Regions from separate parts of the Mus musculus genome. Here region 1 is linked to region 2. A link is a loop called in an ENCODE intact Hi-C map of the cell type or tissue named here. Cell type or tissue: heart. All regions are shown on one strand. Links, peaks and the distances in the headings refer to the core of each region. The heading gives the core; the rest is flanking DNA. Region 1 overlaps Rad9b (RAD9 checkpoint clamp component B). Region 2 overlaps Ccdc63 (coiled-coil domain containing 63).

Evidence for each region. A loop is a pair of places that touch in the nucleus more often than their neighbours do. Peaks named below come from ENCODE experiments on the same cell type or tissue, not always from the same donor. Only the 100,000 strongest peaks of a DNase experiment are listed, where the experiment ranks them.
Region 1: a loop joins it to region 2, with 3 times the contacts of the local background. A loop is called at or near these places in 8 of 42 quality-filtered maps.

What each region holds. Positions count from the first base shown.
Region 1 is chr5:122,342,971-122,345,884 of GRCm38, forward strand. It overlaps Rad9b (RAD9 checkpoint clamp component B), which reads right to left. Exons shown (of 13, transcript NM_001382853.1): 5 at 1,228-1,327. Among named protein-coding and RNA genes, the nearest start is that of Rad9b, 9.8 kb to the right of the region's middle. In heart, for the core only: CTCF peaks have their summits at 1,502 (motif pointing left) and 1,716; no DNase peak of the experiment used is centred there.
Region 2 is chr5:122,113,138-122,116,051 of GRCm38, forward strand. Ccdc63 (coiled-coil domain containing 63) reads right to left here. Exons shown (of 12, transcript NM_001384199.1): 9 at 1-71. It also overlaps a transcript of Myl2 not described here. Among named protein-coding and RNA genes, the nearest start is that of Myl2, 14 kb to the left of the region's middle. In heart, for the core only: a CTCF peak has its summit at 1,261 (motif pointing right); a DNase peak (open chromatin) is centred at 1,244.

The DNA.
Region 1 (2,914 bases), core at 150-2,649, 230 kb after region 2:
CCCAGCTATTTCAACAGATTAATAAATGCTTGACTTGTGAAGGCTCTACATTTGGGGAAACTTTGTTCCACGGGAATAGATAACAGATACTAATCTGTGTACCATACAGTATTGTTTCTGACATCCAAAAAAGAGGAAGCTATCTAAATTTCCCTTGTAAGGGCATCAGTAGGAAACTGTAGCTCAGACACACAATGTAAAGAAAACAGCAACTACTCAAAATAAGACTGATTTAAGTGAACTGATATAGAGTTCCTCACAATAGCTTAAGTTTCATAGGCAAGGCTAGGGTCAGAGAGATGGCTCAGCAGGTCAAGGCATTTGCTTGCCAAACCCGCTGGCCTGAGTGCCATCCATCCATCCATCCCCAGAACCCCTGAGGTAGAAGGAAAGACCTGACTCCTGCTTGTCATCCTCTGATCTCCATGCATGCGCAGTGGCACATGCATTCACACACAACTTGGGGGTGCTGGGGAGAAGTGTGCTGTAAGGAGAGGCACCAGATTGTTAACAGAGCTACCCTGCCACGTGAGCTACAGACATGGCAGAGGAGCCAGGTTCAAGTGCGAGTGGATGAGTGGACGTGCTTCAGGGAAAAGGGATTCCTTTTGTAATTTAAAAGAGCAGTAAGATAGAATAGGCTTTGCTCCAGAGTCATGCTAATTAACAGCCAATGCTGCAACTGAACTGAAAGAGCTCCTTTCTAGGACAATATTGCTCAGTCCATTTCCTAGAAAACAATAGAATAAGACAATCAATTTGCATAAAAATGTTCCAATGTCCTCAGGCTGCGAGTCCTAGGGCCTGTGTGAAGTTGTCTAGACGTGAAGTCTCACAACCGAGTTTCCTCTTTGGCTGGATTGAAGTGTGAAGCCTTGGGTGGTGTATTTCAGAGCTCTTGGCTAATAATTTGCTGCCTTTAAGCAGCTTGTCACCTGTCTTTCTAGAGTTTCCTCCTGACAATGTCAGTGATTGTTCTAAATCACGTGTTAGCCTTTTTAAAAAGCATAACTGGCTAGGAAGCTCTAGGAGGAAGTGGGAGTAAGACAGGGTGGTGAGTGTGGCCAAAGTGCAATGTACTCAGTGTGAAATGTCACACAGAACCCCAGCATTTTGTGTGCCGCCTTAAAAATAATCTTAAAAAGGAAAGACAAGCTCTGGGGTAAATTGTTCGGTGCACAAGCACGTTGTGTTCCGAAGAGAAAGAGGCATCAGGAGACCCTTTACCTTGGTTTAATCATCAGGATATTCGCACACAGACTCTTTTCGAAGATAATTTTCAAGGGCTGGCTGTCTTGGAAATACACATTGTGAGTTCTTTTAATACCTTAAAGAGAACAAAGCAAGCTCTTAATAACTATAAGTGCAAAATGAGCAGGCTTTAAAAGCCTGCCTTTCACAGCTAATTTAAAGCAATAAAATTAAAGTAATGTTTCCTGTGTGGCAGGTGCATACAACCTGCAGTGGAATGTGGCCCTAATCATGAAACGCGTTGTCGCCCCCTGGTGGACAAGGAGCAACATATCACATCTCAGCAAATTAGACCGGTCTCACCCAGCCCAGTGGTCTCAAACTTGATAGCTTAGAATAACTTTGAACTCCTGAAGCTCCGGCCTCTATTACAGGCATGCACCATCATGCTCAAGTACTAGAGGTCAAGCCCAGGACTTCTCCCATGATAAGCAAGCACTCTGAAAACTTAGGTCTAGCCCCTGAAAAGAAACGCATGTGAAACTGTAACTGGTACGACAGGTCATCAATCTACAAGGCTCTTTTTGAATATTTGATTCTGGACTAGTCTTTCTTTATAGGACTTCTAGCAGTTAGGCCTCTAAATCTGGTCAGTGATTTCTTTTTACTGTAGGAGAAATAGCAATATGGGTCAAGAGTTCCTGTCCTAAATGCTTGGCATTTCGGGGGCTGGAGAACTGGGTCAATATGACTATTGCCTTTATTTATGTATGTGCACTGCATGTCTATCTGTGCACTATATGTGTGCTTGGTGCTCTCAGAGGCCAGAAGAGGGTTCTAGATCCCGGGAACTGGTGTTCCCATCAGTTGTAAGCTCTGTGAGGACAAAAGAGATGGCTCAGACCATCTTGCCACCAAGACTGATGACTTTAGTTTGAACCACACCACACACCCGCACAGGCATGCACACACACACATTTTTTTTTTTAGTTTAAAAATTCTTTAAAAACTGCCAGACATGGTGGCACACACACCTTTAACCCCAGCACTCAGGAAGCAGAGGCAAGCAGATCTCTGTGAGTTCAAGGTCAGCCTGGTCTACAGAGTGAGGTCTAGTGCCAGCCAGAGTTAATCAGACCTGGTCTTAAATAAAACTTGACACATTTCTCAGGTTATATGTTTGGTGAGATTGTTTGCTGTTTTGTTTTACTGAACAACAAGGACTGGCTGACTGCCAGATGTGGCTAGAAACTTATTATGTAGACCAGGCTGGTCTCAAGCATTAGTAAATCTGCGTTTGCTTATGAGTGCTGAGTGTGAACTACCAAACCCAATAATTATTAACTTAATAAATATGCACATTTATGTATCATCAAATTTTGTTCATTTGGCTGTATAGCAAACCACTCTGAAATTGAGTTCCTTGGAACAGCAAACACCTGTCATTTCTCATTATTTTACTGAGTGGTTCTTGAAGTCTAACGTAGGCTTAGCTGTGGGGGATCATCTGAGGTGAGTTCATTGTCTGTCTGGGACCTCAGTGGGAGCAAGAAGGGTGGCTGAGGCCATAGAGTCTGCACCCAGAAGTCTATCCCTGGCTTCTTCTCTGACTGGTAGAGAAGTTCTGAGGCAGTGTTGACAATGACACTTGGGAGGCCCAGGCGAGGAACCTAGGCAAATCACTGCTGGTATCAAAATCAGACCATGGTAAGCTGGAGCTGGA
Region 2 (2,914 bases), core at 97-2,596:
ATCTGTTTCAGGATGCTCCGGGTGCCCTCATGGGAGGTCTGCTGCTGTGACCGCAAGTTGATGATGTCATCCTGCTCAGACAGACGAGAACCAGTAGGAGAAGATGGGAGTTGCCCTCATCCACTGTATCCAACCCTACTCCATGTGGGGTAACCCATCAAGGAGTCGCCCCTGTCCCCACCTTCTCCTCAGGCATTCTATTCTTCATCCTCTGAGAATCATCTAGAACTATCTAGTGCAGTAGCTCTCAACCTTCCTAATGCCTCGACCCTTTAATATAGTTCCTTCATGTTGTGGTGACTCCCCAAACATAAAATTATTTCTGTCGCTACTTCATAACTGTAACTTTGCTACTGTTTTGAATTGTAATGTAAACATCTGTGTGTTCCAATGGTCTCAGGCGACCCCTGTGAAAGAAACATTCAACCCCCAACGGGGTCATGATCCACACGGGCTCAGAACCACCTAGAAAGAGAAGTCAGCATCATCTCTCACATCCTGTGTGCACTAACCGCGCCATGTCATGGCCACGCCTAGGTACTGAGAACTTGCAACATGGCACCAGAGACAGGGCAGCTGAAGTTTCTCTTGTATTACAGGGTAAAGAATATATTTGGACAACTAGTGGCTACTGCACTAGACCTGGCAGCTCAGTCTAGGGTCCCTCAAACTCTCCCAAGAATCTGAGTCACCCCTTCAGATGACCAGGCTCACTCCAAGTTCCAGGACTGGAGCGAGGCTAGTTCCCAGTACAGCTTGTCCAAGCTCCTTCACATAGCCCCTCCCACCCTCGGGTGCCATTTCAGGTGGAAATAATGGAAGATTTCAGCACAGGTGGCCACTCCAGTGAGGGGACAACCTTGCTAAGAGGTGACAGGTCAGCCACTGATAGTGAATTCACTAGTGGGGGATGATGGCTCACACACAGATGGCTAACTGCTGGTTAGGACCTGGACATCTGCAGTTTGGGGTGGAGAATTTCCCCAACAGACACTTGGGCTCCAACCTCTAAATTACAGTGCACTAAAGCAAACAAAACAAGAAGCCTGGGGTTCCTGTGCTATTCCCAACATCATGGTACAGATGGGGAAACTGAGGCCCACAGAGGGCAAGTCCACCTTATACCAAGCCCTCAAGGGTCAAGTGTGGATATTTCCACTCCAGTCATAGGTCACTCAGGGCTCCTCATCCATGTGCATCTGCATCCCACAGGGACTAGGGATATGCTCTGTCCTGGAGCAGCCTGGACCACAAAAATCATTCCTGCCATTCCACAGACAACCACTAGGGGGCAGTGGCGACACACTCACGACCCACTGTGGCCTACACAAATGTACCCCAGAGAAACAAAAGTTTGGGGATTGGTGTAGAACACTTTGATCTTTACTGGGCATGGTGGCACACACCTTTAATCCCTCCACTCAGGAGGCAGAGGCAGGCGGATTTCTGAGTTCGAGGCCAGCCTGGTCTACAAAGTGAGCTCCAGGACAGCCAGGGCTATACAGAGAAACCCTGTCTCGAAAAACCAAAAAAAAAAAAAAAAAAGAACACTTTGATCTTTATATGTTGACCATTACAGATCTTAATATATCAGAGAACACGGGCCTGTGACCCCCGTTCCTAGGTAGAGATGAAACTGGGTGTACCAGAGGGGGGAAAATAACCAAAAAACTTAAAAACCTGAATCCTAGTTTGAGCAGAGAAGTTTTCTAATGACTCATGCCTGAAATTTCAGCATCCCCCAAGCTGAGACAGGAGGATTGCTGCGAGTTGCAGACCAGCGCGGGCTACTGAGCAAGGCCTAGTCTCAAAAAAAAAAAAAAAAAAAAAAAAATGCATCAAAGCAAGAAAGCAGCCAAGTCTCTAGGATAACTGTCCTGGCAGGAGTGACGTCAGGCCGAAGAGTCGCTAAGTCCCTCCCCGTGGCTCGCAGACCATTGAGACAATGGGCCTCAGGAAAAGGCTGAAGCCTGGTGCTAGAGGGAGACTTGTCTCCTGAGGGGCTGGCTCTGTGGGTGAGGGGCTTGCTGCGCAAGTGTGAGGCCCTGAGTTCGAATCCGGACAACCTATACAAAGTCCGCTGTGGCGGTGCACATCAGTAACCGCGGCTCTCCTGTGGCGAGACCTGGCTGGATAGGACAGAACTCCCAGAATGGCAGGAGAGTTAAGGAAAAGGTCCAATGTACTCTGTCCTCCATACCCACACAAGAAGAAACAGGGTCATGATGTCATCGGAGGAGGAGAGGGCAGGGCTCAGTCAGAGGGAATCCTTGGAGGAGGGGCGTGGCACGGCTAGGCATGGCATCTGCTGGTGCGCTGGGTGTTCTTCCTGGTTCTGAGCCATAGAGACAGCAGTCAGCCTGTCTGGACTGGCATGCGGCATCGCGTGGTTTGGACTCTGTGAAGTGTTCCAGAAGCTGTTCATGTGAAGAGGCCCAGGAGCCAGGTAGGTGTGAGAAATTACAGATTCAGTGAAGGTAGCCAAGTGTCGCTCCTTCAGGACTGGCCAGAGCCTTTACTAGGCTGATGGGCACCAGGCCTGTCCAGGATTAAGCATTGACCATTTACGTCCCTTCCACTCTGAAGCCTTTGGTCAACAAAGGTGCTGGGACCTGAGTTTCATTCCCAGAACCCACCTGAAAAAAATACCTGGCCGTGATGGCATACATTTGTGTTTATATATGTATATATAATATATGTGATATATGTAGTATATAATCTATAATATATGATAGATATAATATATGTAATATATTATATAATGTATGTAATGTATTTGCTATATAGTATATGTATTATATTATATAACTATTAATTGTTATTAATTAATTATAAGTATTATTGATTAATATATTAGATATAATTTTTAAAAGATTTATTTATTTCATGTACGTGAGTACACTGTCACTGTCTT